Linked DNA regions of Homo sapiens: all the other regions are linked to region 2. Evidence: read pairs that join two places in POLR2A ChIA-PET (ENCODE). Cell type or tissue: IMR-90. All regions are shown on one strand. Each heading gives the region's core, and the rest is flanking DNA. Links, peaks and the distances in the headings are about the cores only.

The links. Peaks named below come from ENCODE experiments on the same cell type or tissue, not always from the same donor. Only the 100,000 strongest peaks of a DNase experiment are listed, where the experiment ranks them.
Region 1: POLR2A ChIA-PET joins it to region 2 with 5 read pairs; 6 of 35 experiments call an interaction of 5 or more read pairs at or near these places.
Region 3: POLR2A ChIA-PET joins it to region 2 with 7 read pairs; 5 of 35 experiments call an interaction of 5 or more read pairs at or near these places.

What each region holds. Positions count from the first base shown.
Region 1 is chr15:64,194,379-64,200,002 of GRCh38, reverse strand. The region is part of intron 10 of CSNK1G1 (casein kinase 1 gamma 1); the gene reads left to right. Among named protein-coding and RNA genes, the nearest start is that of PPIB, 34 kb to the right of the region's middle. In IMR-90, for the core only: no CTCF peak of the experiment used is centred there; no DNase peak of the experiment used is centred there.
Region 2 is chr15:64,335,465-64,341,088 of GRCh38, reverse strand. All of the region lies in intron 1 of CSNK1G1 (casein kinase 1 gamma 1), which reads left to right. Among named protein-coding and RNA genes, the nearest start is that of CSNK1G1, 18 kb to the left of the region's middle. In IMR-90, for the core only: no CTCF peak of the experiment used is centred there; a DNase peak (open chromatin) is centred at 3,128; H3K27ac peaks cover 167 bases.
Region 3 is chr15:64,183,908-64,189,531 of GRCh38, reverse strand. All of the region lies in intron 10 of CSNK1G1 (casein kinase 1 gamma 1), which reads left to right. Among named protein-coding and RNA genes, the nearest start is that of PPIB, 24 kb to the right of the region's middle. In IMR-90, for the core only: no CTCF peak of the experiment used is centred there; no DNase peak of the experiment used is centred there.

The DNA of each region.
Region 1 (5,624 bases), core at 407-5,406, 140 kb after region 2:
AAAGTGCTGCAATTACAGGCATGAACCACCATGCCCGGCACCTTGTGCCTATTTTTTAGAATATTTTTTATTTTTTAAAATTCTTTTTTACCTCCATTCTCTTAGAATGTGATAGAATTTTTTTTAAAATTTTATTTATTTATTTATTTTGAGATGGAGTCTTGCTCTGTCGCCCAGGGTGGTGTGCAGTGGCGCGATCTCGCGTCACTGCAACCTCCACCTCCCGGGTTCGAGCAACTCTCCTGCCTCAGCCTCCCGAGTAGCTGGGACTGCAGGCGCACGCCACCACACCTGCATAATGTTTTGTATTTTAGTAGAGACAGGGTTTCACTGTCTCCCAGGCTGGTTGCGAACTCCTGAGCTCAGGCAATCCGCCCGCCTCGGCCTCCCAAAATGCTGGGATTACAGGCATGAGCCACCGCGCCCGTCCTAGACTATCTTAAAATATGTGTTTCCTTTACTTTCCTGCTTCAGTGAATTTATAACCAATGCTGTGGTTTTGCATGGATTTTTAAAGTATGAGGAAAAGAGATGATTGAAAACTTCGGTTGTCAGGGTAAAAACTGAGTAGTGAATTTCAATGTACTTTTAAATGAAAAGTCTCTGACCACAGTATATAATTATTTAGGAAAATCTCATCTGTATTTAACTACTATGCTTATTTTTGAAAAGTTGAATCTTGAATATCTCTCTTTGATATATATTTTTTTCTCTTTTTCTTTTCTTTTTCTTTTTTTTTTTTTTTTTTTTTTGAGAAAAGATTTCACTCTGTTGCCCAGGCTGGAGCACAGTGGCACAATCACAGCTCACTGCAGCCTCAACTTCCTGGGCTAAAGTGATCCTTCCACCTTAGCCTCCTGAGTAGCTGGGACTACAGGCACACGCCACCACGCCCAGCTAATTTTTTTTTTTTTTTCGTATTTTCTGTAGAGACAGTTTCACTGTGTTTCTCAGGCTGTTCTCAAATTCCTGGGTTCAAGCAATCTGCCCACCTCTGCCTCCCAAAATGCTGGGAGCCACTATGCCTGGCCCTATTTTTTTAATTTTAGAGTTTTTAGTATCCTGTGGCTGCTAAGAGATTGGAATTCCTTCACGTTGATGTAAATGTTATAACGCCTTCCCACCAGGATTCTGAATCCTTGCTGGGTAAAATTCTTTCTGCACTATGCACTCTGGGTAATGGATTTCTAGTGTCTGTTCAACCTTTGGTCTATGTTAATATTACATTTCTTCTATCTTTAGGATTGTTTTCTTATGCCCTTTTTTTTTTTTTAAGAAAATTTGCAGCCAAATCTCTCTCTTATTACTCTAAGAATTGAAAACAAGATGATTTTCTAGACTAATTCCTTTCAAGTTTTGAAATTAGCAAAAGAAAAATACAGTTTCTCCTTGAGCGAGATTGACAGGTATTGACTTTAGGAACAGCTAACCTTTCATCAGCAACTTTGACTCAGTAAATCTGAGCTGAGGACCTGCTATGTGAAACTGTATCCTGTGGGCCAGGGAAGGTGGCTCACACGTGTAATCCCAGCACTTTGGAAGGCTGAGGCGGGTGGATAACTTGAGGCCAGGAGTTCGAGACCAGCCTGGCCAACATGGTGAAACCCCATCTCTACTAAAAATACAAAAATTAGCTGGGTGTGGTGGTGGGCGCCTGTAATCTCAGTTACTTGGGAGGCTGAGGCAGGAGAATTGCTTGAACCTGGGAGGCGGAGGTTGTGCAGTGAGCCAGTGCACATGAGACTGTGCCACTGCACTCCAGCCGGGGCAGCAGAGACTTTGTTTCAAAAAAAAAAAAAAAAAAAAAAAAGTATATCCTGTGGATACCAAGTAGGGAGTCCTTGTCCTCAAAGAGCTGACAAGTAGATAAGCCAAATGGACAGATAACTATAACACAAGGCAGAACAGATAAGCATCCCAAGTTGCAAATTATTATCATCTGGGTTTGGAAGAAGAAATTTCATCTAGTCTGAGCAAGACAAATAATTTGATGAGAGAAGCTGCATTTGACATGCTTTTAGCAGAATTAAATGAGATGGAAGAGGCATTCCAAGCAGAAGAATATATGATCAACAACAAATGTTTTATCTAGTTCAGTTTTCTAAAATATATGATGCGAGTAAAGGAGTCCTAGGAGACAAGGCTAGGAAAGTAGGTTGAAACCATTTGGTGAAGCTCCTGGAATGCTGGGCTGGCGAGTTGGTGCTTATTTTAAGTAGGAATAGGGACTAAAGATTTTTAAGCAAAGGAGTGATATGATTAAAACTCTGCTTTTGAAATCTTTTGGCACAGAATGTGGTACTAGTCTGGCAGCAAACATGGAAATCATTAAGCAGGCAGTGAATTCCCTTGAGATGTAGAGGGAGTCTAGATGGGTTATAGTAGGGCAAATGAAACAGAATTGAACAATGCTACAGTGATATAATCTACCAGAATTGGCAGCCCACATGAATGTCAGGATTAAGGGAGAAGGAAGAGTCAAAGCTGTTGCAGAGATCTTGAGCCTGGATAATTAGGAGGCATGTGGTACTATTACTAGAGATGGCAAAGTTGGGGGAGGAACTTGTTTGGAATTTGAATTTAGGCATCTTGAGTTTGAAATACTAGCAATGTATTCCACCTGAAGAGGTCTAGCAGGCAGAGGATGGTTCTCCAGAGACAACTAGAGAGATATTTGGGAGTCAAGGCATAGAGATGACATTGATGATAATGCCTAAAGAGTCTCCTTATTCTGGGAAATCTGAGCCTAGGGCTCAACAAACTGTTTAGTCTCATACTTACAGTAGAAGGAGAAAGAAGAGCTCAGACCTTGGTTTTATCTTATCCCAAAACTTTGGCCATAGGACATTTAACCTATTTAGGGTGTCAGCATTCTCAAATTGGAGCCTTGTAAGAGCAGAGGTTTTTGTTGTTTTGTTCACTGCTTTAATTAACCCTAACACCCAAACCAATGTTTAGAATAGTGGGCACTTGATGCATACTTGTTTGAATGAATGAGTGAATGAATGAATCTGCCAAATGAAGGGTGCAGATGTAAATAGATATTTTTTTATAGCATAGATTTTTATTTAACCTTTATTGAAAAATAAATTTTAAGCTTTTCTTCCTACTCGTTTTTGTTTCCACAAAGAGCCATTTTGCCTCTGTTTGGCAGCTAGAGTAGGGCTGGATTGTCTGCTCAAGGGGAGGGGTGTTTAAAAAAAAAAAACACACACAGAGCAGTCTTTTGCAGCAAAGAAAGTTCAGGTGATTGCTGGGCATGGTGGCTCCCGCCTGTAATCTCAACACTTTGGGAGGCCGAGGCGGGCGGATCACCTGAGGTCGAGAGTTCGAGACCAGCCTGACCAACATGGAGAAACCCCATCTCTACTAAAAAATACAAAATTAGCCCGGCATGGTGGTGCCCGCCTGTAATCCCAGCTACTTGGGAGGCTAAGGCAGAAGAATCACTTGAACCCGGGAGGCAGAGTTTGTGGTGAGCCGAGATCGTGCCATTGCACTCCAGCCTGGGGGACAAAAGTGAAACCCGTCTCAAAAAAAAAAAAAAGTTCAGGTGATCTTATTAGTTCTTTTCCATCACAACAAGAATCCTATTTTCCTTGTATTCTGGGAAAATTTTGCTTTGCTTGTTTAGATTTTAGGTATATTGAATTGAGTACTGTTTGGTTTATCTATATACAATAATAAATCCCAAATATGGTTCCTAAAGGACTGCATTTAAACTCACATATATTGGATCTGCCTTTTAAAACTATCTTTATTCCAAGCACTTCTTTTTTTTTAATAGAGATGGGATCTCACTCCACCTCTCAGGATAGAGTGTAGTGGCGTGATCACAGCTCACAGCAACCTTGACCTCCTGGGCTCAAGCAATCCTCCCACCCCAGCCTCCCAAACAGCTGGGACTATGGGCGTGAGCCACCACACCTGACTAATGTTTATTTATTTTTTGTAGAGACAGGGCCTCCTGGTCTCAAACTCCTGGGCTCAAGTGATCCTTCTGCCTCAGCCTCCCAAGTAACGGGGATTACAAGTGTGAGCTACCATGCCTGGCCAAGCACAATTTTTTTGAACATAAATTTTACCTAACTAGAGAACTATAATTAAACTATGAATTTGGATAGAATAAACGTTCCTAAAAGCTAGATCCATTCAGAAAGATCCCAGTTGAGTTAGTCTTTCCATCATTTTATACTTCGTGTTTGTCCTTTCCCAGTACCAAAAGTTGTAAATCTTGCCATGGGTCTGATTCCTCTCTAAAGAACTGCGTATTACAATCCGGCAGAAAGGGGATGAAAACCTTAATAGTTCTGCCTGCTTGCTTCTACCTGGCAAAACGTCCTTTGCATTATCTGATCAAATTCAATCAGGAAGTAAGTCCTGCCGGTATCCACAGATCTGATATTAGAGTACAACATATTGTACTGTCATAGGTTTTATTCAGTGTGCTTGTTCAACACAGTAAATGTAGACTGTTGCATTGACTACTATGTGCATGCAGCAGCACTCTTCCTGCCCTTTCAGTACTTTAAATCCAAGCTTGTGACAATCCTTACGTAAATGCTACATAAACATTACACCGCAATGGTTCAGGAGTTATGATAGCGTCTCCTTTTTCTCTGGCTGACCTCTTTTATTATGGTGGGTTTTGTTGTGGGTATGTGAAAAAGAAGGGCTACTTAGTAACTAGCAGGTTAGAGGAACAGATCCCATTTTGACAGTGGAGAGAGTCATATTGACTATTAAAAGCTTTTAAATGGTAACAGACATGGTATCCTACCCCAAAATGTCACTTACTCTTTTTTGTGTTTTTGTATGTGTAGCATAGGTGTTTTGTTTTGTTTTGTTTTCATTCGCCATGTGAAAAGAGATGCGTAGCATATGTTTAAGGGAAAGAATTTATTCTTTGTAATTTTGTACTAGGTGGACTGTTCCCTTGCAAATTCTCCAATTTGACTAGGAAAATATGAATCAAAGATCAGTAAAGGTAATCTCTCATCCTTCCAAAAGAACCATATTTAAACTAACTCAATACCTTATAATACACGGAAAAATAAACGCAGAATTTAAGAGTCAAATCATGTGAGGTCTGAAGAAGATATGCCTCCAGTAAAAGAGTGTTTTGGATTTGTTTGTATCTAGACTGTAAGGGAATACATTTAAAGGACATAAAGCCTTAGAAAAATATATTGTGGCTGGCTGGGGTCGGTGGCTCACACCTGCACTTTGGGAAGCTAAGGCGGTGGATCACCTGAGGCCAGGAGTTCAAAACCGGCCTGACCAACATGGTGAAACCCTGTCTCTACTAAAAATACAAAATTAGCTGGGCATGGTGGCTCATGCCTGTAATCCCAGCTACTTGGGAGGCTGAGGTAGGAGAATCGCTTGACCCAGGAGTCAGAGTTTGCAGTGAGCCGAGATCGCACCACTGCACTCCAGCCTGGGCAATAAGAGCAAAACTCTGTCTCAAAAAAAAAAAAAAAAAGAAAAGAAAAGAAAAGAAGAGAAAAAGAAAAATATATTGTGGCTTTGTGCTGTTATGCTTAGTGACTACAGCTTGTTATGAGCATAATTTTTCTAAAGGAAACATTAGGCCACATTGCTAAATAGGCAAGGTAGTCAGT
Region 2 (5,624 bases), core at 264-5,263:
GCTTGCAGTGAGCCGAGATTGCGCCACTGCAGTCCGCAGTCCGGCCTGGGCGACAGAGCGAGACTCCGTCTCAAAAAAAAAAAAAAAAAAAAAAAAAAAGATAAAAATTAGCTGGACGTGGTGGTGTTTTTGAGACAGTGCCTCACTCTATTGCCCAGGTTGGAGTGCCGTGGTGTGATCATGGCTCACTGCAGTACCAACTACCCAGGCTTTAAGTGATCCTCCCACCTCAGCCTCCTAAGTAGCTGAGACCACAGGCACACACCACCATGCCTGGCTAATTTTTAAAAAACTATCTGTAGAGACAGGATTTTGCCATATTGCCCAGTCTGGTCTTGAGCTCCTGGGCTCAAGTGATCCTCTGGCCTCGGCCCCCCAAAGTGCTGGGATTACAGGCATGAGCCAACATACATGACCTTAAAGTGGTTTCACAGAAGTTCTACCTAGCAACTTCATTAGCCCTTTGCTGCAAGGTAATTAGGCTGCCCAGAATAAAACTGGACTTTACTGAGGGAGTGGTGATTCTGGGAAAGCCACCTGCAGTCTCTACCACATCATATAACAATAAAAGGTTTAGTTTACCAGGAAGATACTAGAATTCTGTTACTTATACCAGATAATACAGGTTCAACATACATAAACCTACATAACAACTACAAGGAGAAATTTATAAATTCACCATTATATTAGAATAGATGTTTTTGACATTAAAACAATACTTCCTGCCAGCAGAGATGTGCTAAAGAAAAAAAAATCATTAAAACAACACAACAAGACAGAGCTATTGGGTGAATATAGAACATTGTACTCAAGTTTTAAAGAATTAGTTTCATACAGTTACTACTATTTGCAGATATAGTTACTTTGTGGAATCCAAAATTTCTGTAATGCGAGAGGTAACAACCTTCAAAGTAGCCCTGAAAATCTCAACAAATTCAAAGAATATGTATTCTATAGACCAAACCTTCGATGACAGTGCAAACTAAATTAGGACTCAGTTTTTTAAAAAAATGACCTTTAAAAATGTTTGGAAATTTAAAAGAACACATCTAAATAACTCTTGAGGTTACAAAAGAAATAATGATAGAGGTTTACCAATGCATAACACTGAATGTTAATTAAAAAAACAACATCAAAATTGATGGATGCAACTTAGTGGTTCTTGGGCATAGCATATAGTCAAGTTTCATAAATACTCTGTGAGAGTTTGAAAAGACCATTCTCTAGTTGAGGGCAGTGGTATTAATAGAGGAAAAGAGCCTCAGAAATTGAGAACTGTCAGTCACTCCTCTTGATTTAATATTCGTATTTAAGGCCTTGTGCAATTTGTCCTCTGACAGTTGTCAGTGGGCACTACTGCTCCTCCTGTTTCTTTTGCTTTAATCTTAATTACATAATTAAAGTTCTCTTATTAGACACTAGTGGTTCTAAAATGTTAGCATGTATTGGAATTTTCTGGAGGGTTTGTTAAAACACAGATTGCTGGCTGGGCTCATGTCTGTAATCCCAGCACTTTGGGAGGCCGAGGCGGGTGGATCACCTGAGGTCAGGAGTTTGAGACCAGCTGGGCCAACATGGCGAATCCCTGTCTCTACTAAAAATACAGAAATTAGCCGGGCGTGGTGGTGGGTGCCTGTAATCCCAGCTACTTGGGAGGCTGAGGCAGGAGAATCGCTTGAACCTGGGAGGCAGAGGTTGCAGTGAGCGGAGATTGTGCCACTGCACTCCCCCTTGGGCGAGAGAGTGAGACTCTACCTCAAAACAACAACAACAATAACAACAAAAAACAAAAAAACACAGATTGCTGGTCCTCACCCCCTGAATTTCTGATTCAGCTCATCTGGGGTAGGGCCTCCAAATTTCCATTTTCAGCAGATTTGCAGATGATGTTCATGCTGGTGACCTAGGGACAATGCTTTGAGAATCACTGTACTAGAGATTACATTCACTTGACTGTATCCCTTGTAACTGCTAATTCTTTTCCTGTAGCCCCTTTTCTCTCCTCCTTAACTTTTTCCCTTCAGAATCCTGCACTTTAACTCTCCCCTTTTCTTGGAAGTACTTTTTTTTTGAGATGGAGTTTCGCTCTTGTTGCCCAGGCTGTAGTGCAGTGGCGTGATCTTGGCTCACTGCTATCTCCACCTCCTGGGTCCAAGCCATTCTTCTGCCTCAGCCTCTCAAGTAGCTGTGATTACAGGCATGCAGCACCATCCTTGGCTAATTTTGTATTTTTAGTAGAGACGGGGTTTCACCATGTTGGTCAGGCTGGTCTCGAACTCCCAACTTCAGGTGATCCACCAGCTTCCACCTCCCAAAGTGCTGGGATTACAGGTGTAAGCTATCGCGCCCGGCCAGAAGTGTTTTTTTTTTTTTTTTTTTTTTTTTTTTGAGACCGAGTTTCACTCTTGTTGCCCAGGCTGGAGTGCAGTGGCACGATCTCAGCTCACCACAACCTGCACCTCCTAGGTTCAAGCGATTCTCCTGCCTCAGCTTCCTGCGTAGCTGGGATTATAGACATGTACCACCACACCCAGCTAATTTTGTATTTTTAGTAGAGATGGGAGTTTCTCTGTGTTGGTCAGGCTAGTCTCGAACTCCTGACCTCAGGTGATCTGCCTGTCTTGGCCTCCCAATGTGCTGGGATTACAGGTGTGAGCCACCGCGCCGGGCTCAAGTGTTTTTAACCATCAAGTTGTTAGATGTCCCATGCCTATGCTTACTTAGAAAATGGTTCTTGCACATCTATAGAAGTCCTAATCTTGCTATCATACTAAATATCACTTCACATCCATTAAGATAGCTATTAAAATACACACACAGAAAGTAAAAAAGTAGTGAGGATGTGGAGAAATTGGAACTCTATTTATTGCTGGTGGGAATATAAAATGCCGCAGCCATTGTGGAAAACAGCTTGGCAGTTTCTCGAAAGGTTACACATAGGACTACCATATAGACCCAGCAGTCCTCTCTTAGGCATATATCTAAAAGAATCAAAAACAGGGTTTGAAACAGATGTTTGTACAGTACCTTTATAACAGCATTCATAATAGCCAACCAAGCGCCTGTTGACAGATGAGTGCATAAACAATATGTAGTATATACATACAAAGGAAGGAAATTCTGACACATGCTATGACGTGGGTAAACTTTGAAAACATGCTTAGTATAATAAGTCAGACACAGGACAAATATTGCATGATTTCACTTATGAGCTACCTAGGATAGACAAATTCAAAGACAAAGTAGAATAGAGGTTATCAGGGGCTGATGGGGCAGAGAAAAGCAGAGCTATTGTTTAATGGGTACAGAATTAATGTTGAGGATAATGAGAATATTTTGGGTATAGATACTGGAGACTGTTACACAATATTGTGAGTGTGTTTTCATGCCACTGAATTGTACATTTACAAAAGGTTAAATTATAAATATTATATATATTTTATCACAGTAAAAAACAAAGCCAGGTGGGTTCACATCTGTAATCCCAGAGCTTTGGGAAGCTGAGGTGGGAGGATTACTTGAGGCTAAGAGTTTGAGACCGGCCTAGGCAACATAATGAGACCCATTCTACAAAAAATAAAATAGGCATGGTGGTACCTGTAGTCCTAGCTGTTCGGGAGGCTGAAGTGGTAGAATAGCTTGAACCCAGGAGTTCGAGGCTGCAGTGAGCTATCATGGTACGACTGCATTTCAGCCTGGGTGGCAGAGCAAGATTCTGTCTCTTAAAACAGACAAAAATGTTAGTATATTACTGGAAAAACTTATTAGAAGTCTTTTTTGGTGATGAAGTTTCACTCTCATTTTTTTGTCATATGTTTCTATGAGTTCTGCTTGCTTTTGTTTTTTTGTTTTGTTTTGTTTGAGACGGAGTCTCGCTCTGTTGCCCAGGCTGGCATACAGTGGCAAGATCTCAGCTCACAGCAACCTCCACCTCCCAGGTTCAAGCGATTCTCCTGCCTCAGCCTCCTGAGTAGCTGGGATTACAGGTGCCTGCCACTGCGCCTGGATAATTTTTGTATTTTTAGTAGAGATGGGGTTTCACCATGTTGGCCAGGCTGGTCTTGAACTCCTGACCTCAGGTGATTTACCCGTCTTGGCCTCCTGAAGTGCTGGGATTACAGGTGTGAGCCACTGCGCCCGGCCGAGTTCTGCTTTTTTCAAAATAACAAGCATGTGTTTCTGAATCAGAAAAAAGTAAATAATACGTTAAAAAGACATATGTGAATATTTATAAAATATGTTTATGTGAAGGATTTTCTGTAATGTAAATCTCACTAGTGAAAATTTTTATATTACTTGAGTAGATGATTTTTCCATAGAATCGTGACTAAAACTGAGTTTTCCATGAACTGTTACTAACCTGTAAACTTCCTCTCTAATGAAAGTTATATTTTCCTTGGTTATAGATGCTTTCTAGTTTGTTATATCTATGTCAGTTATTTTGAATCTCTTACATTTTCAGATCAAAAATTAATTATTATTGTTATTTTTTTGTTTGAGATGGAGTCTTTCTAAGTTGCCCAGGCTGGTCATGAACTCCTGGGCTCAAAGTGATCCTCCCACCTCAGTCTCTTGAGTAGCTGGGATTATAGGCACATAGCACAGGACCTGCCAAAATTATTATTTAAATTTATCAATTAAGCATGTTCAGTGACATAGGTAAGTATTGAGTGCAGGTAGCATTTATGCTGACTTCAGTAGAATTCCTGGGCTTTAAAACAAATAAGAAAGGAAGAAAGGAAGTATGTAGAGTGTGGCTTATACACTTTGAGGACATTGTGGTTTTGCTTTGTAATTTTCTTGTGAATAGAATAAGGAGTGAAATGAGAGAGATCGAATCTAGTTAATCAAGATAATTTGTCAAGTAAATTTCAGTTACTTGAAAACAGTCAATTCAATTTTACATTTGTTTACTCTGTTTTGGGCATGGTGCTTTGAACGGTTTAGGTACGTAAGTCAGAGAGCAGTCCCTAGTCGCATAGAGTTCCATAGAATAGTTTGGTAGGCAGATAGGTAAAAAATAGCCACATAAATCGATAGATGGATATATGAATTAAGATGAATATTATTCATTCATGCTCCATAAATTTATTGAGCAACTGTTATACTATGTGTTAGGCCTAGTGTAGGTACTGGGGGTATAGTGACAAACAGGAAATATTTGTGCTTGCATTGAAAAAGATTACTGGGATGTTGCAGGTAAATTTTATTTTCTCCTTATTCTTAGGTTTTTGAAATGAAATGACTAGGACAATACAGGAACAACAGCAAGAATTTGTTGACTTTCATCCTTAGAGAACTCAAGTGAGGATGTAGCTTGTATGACAGTCTAGTATTTTCTTGATCAACAGAAAAGGTTGAAATTCTAATTGTTTCCATCAACATTAGAATGATTCTTTACTACTAAGCTTGTGATAGGGTTTTTAAAAAATAATAATTGTTAAAGTTGGTTATTAAAGCTTAAAATTCAAATCATCAATCACAAAGTAAATATTCATGAAAGAAATATACTGATTCTTTAGGAGGTAGATAGTGATGAGGCAGTTAATGGAAAAATCAAGTCAGTAATTTCTTGGGACAATCATCAAGGCTGCCTTTTTGTGTTTCTATAGGCAGTCATGGTG
Region 3 (5,624 bases), core at 407-5,406, 150 kb after region 2:
TACTAATCCCTCATTGCTGCCTCTCCAACTACTCATTTTTCATTTTTGTAGAGCCTTAGGACTGTTACAGCTGAGCATTATGATGTTAACAACTCAGCCATCTGGCACAGGGGAAGAGGCACCTAAACAGATTCTTCTGGACAAAAGTCACATATGAGCAAGATCAGAATAGTAGCAGATGTAAAAAGCAGGTAAAGAAGGAGAGCCTGAATGATACTAAGGTGAAAGCAGAATCCAAAGAGGTTTTTAGTTGAAGGTCGACCCTCCTTTTGCTTTCCAGAAGAAAATAATTCATAGTATCATATTAATAAGTAAACTTTTTCTAATTCAGTCTAGACGCTGTTAGCTAGAAGAACCAGGCAAACGATGTAGCTATTTTTTTTGTTATTATTATTATTATTTTTTCGAGATGGAGTCTTGCTCTGTCGCGCAGGCTGGAGTGCAGTGGCGCGATCTTGGCTCACTGCAACCTCCACCTCCTGGGTTTAAGCAATTCTCCTGCTTCAGCCTCCCGAGTAGCTGGGATCACAGGTGTGCGCCACCATGCCCAGCTCATTTTTGTAATTTTAGTAGAGACAGGCTTTCACCATGTTGGTCAGGCTGGTCTCGAACTCCAGACCTCGTGATCCGCCCACCTTGGCCTCCCAAAGTGCTGAGATTATAGGCGTATGCCACCACTCCGAACAATCTTAACATTCTGAGTTTGATCTGCTTAGTGGCTACTGAAATTTTACCTCTATGGAAACTAAAAGATGATCCCAGCTTTGACTGTGTGTTTTTTCCCCCTCCCTCCTCTTTTGGTCGTTATTGGTTTTCTGGTTCTGGGTAAGGAGGGTGTGATATAGATTCATGTATTGACTCATTAAGGCTAAAATGAATGTAGACAAGCTTACTTTTCCTCACTGCTTTCCAGTGGTTGTTAGTTTAAAATCCAAAACCGAAAGAAAAACCTACAGGGACACGAATGTACTTGATTTTGTTATTGCTTGCTGTTGCTTCACCTTTCCTTCCATATCTTGCTCTCATGCTTTCTAACGCCTAAGCAGAATGTATCATCAGAGCGCCGAGGAGAGTGGGAAATTCAGCCCAGCCGGCAGACCAATACCTCATACCTAACGTCTCACTTGGCTGCAGACCGCCATGGGGGATCAGTGCAGGTATTTACTGCCTTTATTGCCTTTTCCTGGCCTTTCCAGCTTGGCTGGTGGAATGTTGGCTTGCTTCTGAACCTTCGGCAGCCTTAGAAAGGAAGCTTACAGGAAGGGCTAATTGAATATCTCTGTAGATTTTCTGTCTAGGTGGACTTGGGTAAGAGTCGCTTGTTAAAATGATTACTTCCTGTTGTCATTGACTAAGAAACATCTATATGATTTCTGATACTGATTTCTGGTTAACCTAGTCCTACCACCTTGATGCATTCATGATAAACCATAAAAATAACATCAAGGTAGGATTGTGTTAGTGTCAAGTCTGTGAATTGTAAAGACCTGAAACTTACAAGTATTTTTTGAATAGAGGACTAAAGGACTGCATATGTTGCTCATTCCATGATATGTGCCTTAACGCATAAGCTGAGAATGTTAATTTGTATAAGTCATCTGTTTCTGAGTGGGTACCCAGGAAGTTGGGCTGTTTCCTTTTTTCTCCCTGGAATCAATGTGATCTTAAGAAAATTATTTCTGATTTCATTTGGGCTATTCTGAATCTCTTTTTTCTGTTTAGTACTAGAACATCTGGTATCTCTTAACTTGTCTTACATGTGAATGTTTTTAATAATCTTAGCCTCAATATTGTTCTCATACTGGTAAGTGACACCATCAGTTGGGACACACAGTGAACTCAGAGCTGTCAAACATAAATTCTTATAAAGGTGCAGACAGGTTTGTACATGTAGAAATGCATCTTGGTAGCCTTGATCATCTAGGATATGCTGTTACAAGGAGTGATTCATGGAAAGATCTTAATCACAGCTTGAAAGACAGTTTTGGCCCTATAGAAAACCACATAGGATCATATAGGTTAAAATGATGGATTGAGGCTGGGCGTGGTAGCTCCTGTAATCACAGCACTTTGGGAGGCCAAAGCAGGTGGATCACTTGAAGTCAGGAGTTCAAGACTAGCCTGGCCAACATGGTGAAACCCCATCTGTACTATAAATACAAAAAAAAAAAAATTAGCCAGGCCCGGTGGCGCATACCTGTAATCCTAGCTACTCAGGAGGCTGAGGTGGGAGGATTGCCTGAATCTGGGAGGCAGAAGTTGCAGTGAGCCGAGATCATGCCACTGCATACTCTAGCCTGGGTGACAGAATGAGGCTCCATCCCCCCCAAAAAAAACCATGATGGATTGGACAAGACTGAGCAACAAAGGGAGAGCTCATCTCTACAGAAAGTTAAAAAATTAGCTAGGATGGCCAGGCGTGGTGGCTCGCACCTATAATCCCAGCACTTTGGGAGCCCAAGGTGGGCAGATCACAAGGTCAAGTGATTGAGACCATCCTGGCCAACATGGTGAAACCCCGTCTCTACTAAAAATACAAAAATTAGCTGGGCATGGTGGCGCATGCCTATAGTTCCAGCTACTCAGGAGGCTGAGGCAGGAGAACGCTTGAACCTGGGAGGCAGAGGTTGCAGTGAGCCGAGATCACGCCATTGCACTCCAGCCTGGGTGATGGACTGAGATTCCGTCTCAAAAAAAAAGAGAAAAAAATCATTGCTCTTAGGAGCCAGGCACAGTGGCTAACACCGATAATTCCAGCATTTTGAGAAGCCTAGGCAGGAGGATCACTTGAGGCCAGGAGTTCTTGACCATCCTGGCAATATAGCAAGATATTGTCTCTACACAAAACAGAAAAATTGGCTAGGTGTGGTGCTATGTGCCTATAGTCCTGGCTGCCAGGAAGGCTTAGGCGGGAGGATCGCTTGAGCCCAGGAGTTTGAGGCTGCAGTGAGCCATGATCGTACCACTGCATTTCAGCCTGGGTGACAGAGCAAGACCCTGTCTCTTTAAAACAAAACAAAACAAAACAAAACAAAAAACTCAATTTTATTTCTCAGGCACACTTTCTTGTGAAGCCACATGAGGATGTGTGTTATCAGAATTAATAGAACAAGAGAGTAGCAGCTGTGTGCAATAGCTCATGCCTGTAATCCCAGCACTTTGGGAGGCCGAGGTGAGCAGATCACAAGGTCAGGAGTTCAAGACCAGCCTGGCCACTATGGTGAAACTCCATCTCTACTAAAAAGTAATTTTAAAAAATTAGCTGGGCGTGGTGGTGGGTACCTGTAGTCCCAGCTACTTGGGAGGCTGAGGCAGGAGAATCACTTAAACTCGGGAGGCAGAAGTTGCAGTGAGCTGAGATTGCGCCCCTGCACTCCAGCCTGGGCGACACAACAAGACTCTATCTCAAAAAAAATAAAAAGAAAGGAATATCTGGGATCCAGGAAACCAGAGATCCAGCACAGGAAAGAAACAAAGGGAATCCCTAATATAATAATAAAGTTAGGAGATCCTGGGATCTGTACACCAATAGAAGAGAGCAGCTTGTTCAAAACAGAGCTGCAAGAGCAGCTCTTTGGTATTTTCCTTTTTAACATTATGGTTTATCCTTGTCTTTTTATAATTACAAAATAAGCATATTTCTTTTTCTCTCTTTTTTTTTTTTTTTTTCGAGATGGAGTCTGGCTCTGTCATCCAGGCTGGAGTGCAGTAGCGCGATCTTGGCTTACTGCAACTGCTGTTTCCCGGGTTCAAGCGATTCTCCTGTCAGCCTCTAGAGCAGCTGGGATTACAGGCACGTGCCACCACACCCAGCTAATTTTTGGATATTTAGTAGAGATGGGTTTTTGCCATGTCATCCAGGCTGGTCTCAAACTCCTGACCTCAAGTGATCCACCTGCCTTGGCCTCGCAAAGTCCTGGGATTACAGATGTGAGCCACCGTGCCTGGCCTCGTAAAGTGTCCTTTAGAAATGGATCCAACTGAGGTGTCTTTGGCAACTCTTTTGAAACATGCAACTTCCTCTACTCCCTATAAACTAAGTTTTACCAGCTTCCTTGGCACTTAGATAGAGGACAGGCAGTTACACCATTTACCTAATACTATGTTCAGCTCTGCTGCTCCTCATTACTTTGGCCTCTTTGGGCTGACACTGTTTTTAGCATACCTTTTGCAAACCAGATTAACAATACTTTCCTAACACAACAGATGTCCACATATTTCTGAGTTGTCTCACTTGCCAGAGGTAATGTAGTAAAATCATGTTTGGCCTAACCTGGGTGACTTGCAGACACCATGACCCTGGGAGGGAGTGCAGAATCTAAGACAAGAAAAGTTTGCTCTGATAAGGCACATGAAGGCTCCTGTTCCAACATATTTAATGGGCAGACCCCCATGGTTCTCATCCTTCCAGTATTTCCACAGATCTTTTATGTGTGGAAGGCCTAAATGCAAGAAGATAATATATTTTCCCTTTCAAAAAGATTCCTCTAAAGTTGTCTGAATTAAAATGTTTAGGGAGCTTTTAGAAATGTTCAGGACCAAGTAAGGACATAAGACTTAGAATGACACATGAGTTGAAGTACTGTTTCCTTTGGTACACAGCTCTGATTTCTCCTCACAGTGACATTTTGAGAAATGAAACTAATAACCCAAATTATTGAGACTCCTAAAAGGGATATTACCAGGTCTGAACGTCAAAACAGTCCTTCATCTTAGTCTTTCTCATGAGTAATGCTTTAAGATATTAATTGGTCTTGTTTGGTATAGCCAGAGTAATGAGCGATTAATTTTAATAGTGATTAAAGCAAAATAAATGTCTATTTGAAGTATGCAAATCTTTTTTTTTTTTTTTTTTGAGACAGAGTTTCGCATTGTTGTCCAGGCTGGGGTGCAGTGGCATGATCTTGGCTCACTACAACGTCCGCCTCCCAGGTTCAAGCAATTCTTGTGCCTCAGCCTCCTGAGTAGCTGGGATTACAGGCGCCCGCCACCACGCCCAGCTGATTTTTTGTATTTTAATAGAGACGGGGTTTCACCATGTTGTCCAGGCTGGTCTCGAACTGCTGAGCTCAGGCAATCCACCTGTCTCGGCCTCCCAAAGTGCTAGGATTACAGGCACGAGCCACCGTGCCTGGCCGCAAATAAAGCTTTTTATAATGAAGCTTATTTTTTATTATCTTTTATAATGACATTATACTAAAAATTTATTTATTTATTTATTTATTTTTTGAGACGAAGTCTCGCTCTGTCACCCAGGCTGGAGTGCAGTGGCATGATCTCTGCTCACTGCAAGCTACGCCTCCCAGGTTCACACCATTCTCCTGCCTCAGCCTCCCGAGTAGCTGGGACTACAGACGTGTGCCACCATGCCCGGCTAATTTTTTGTATTTTTAGTAGAGACGGAGTTTCACCGTGTTAGTCAGGATGGTCTTAATCTCCTGACCTCGTGATCCGCCCACCTCGGCCTCCCAAAATGCTGGGATTACAGGCGTGAGCCACTGCACCCGGCCATAAAGTTATACTAAAAATTTAATAGAAAAAAAATACCAGCCAGATCACTTGGGGTCAGGAGTTCAAGACCAGCCTGGCCAATATGGTGAAACCCCATTTCTACTAAAAAATAC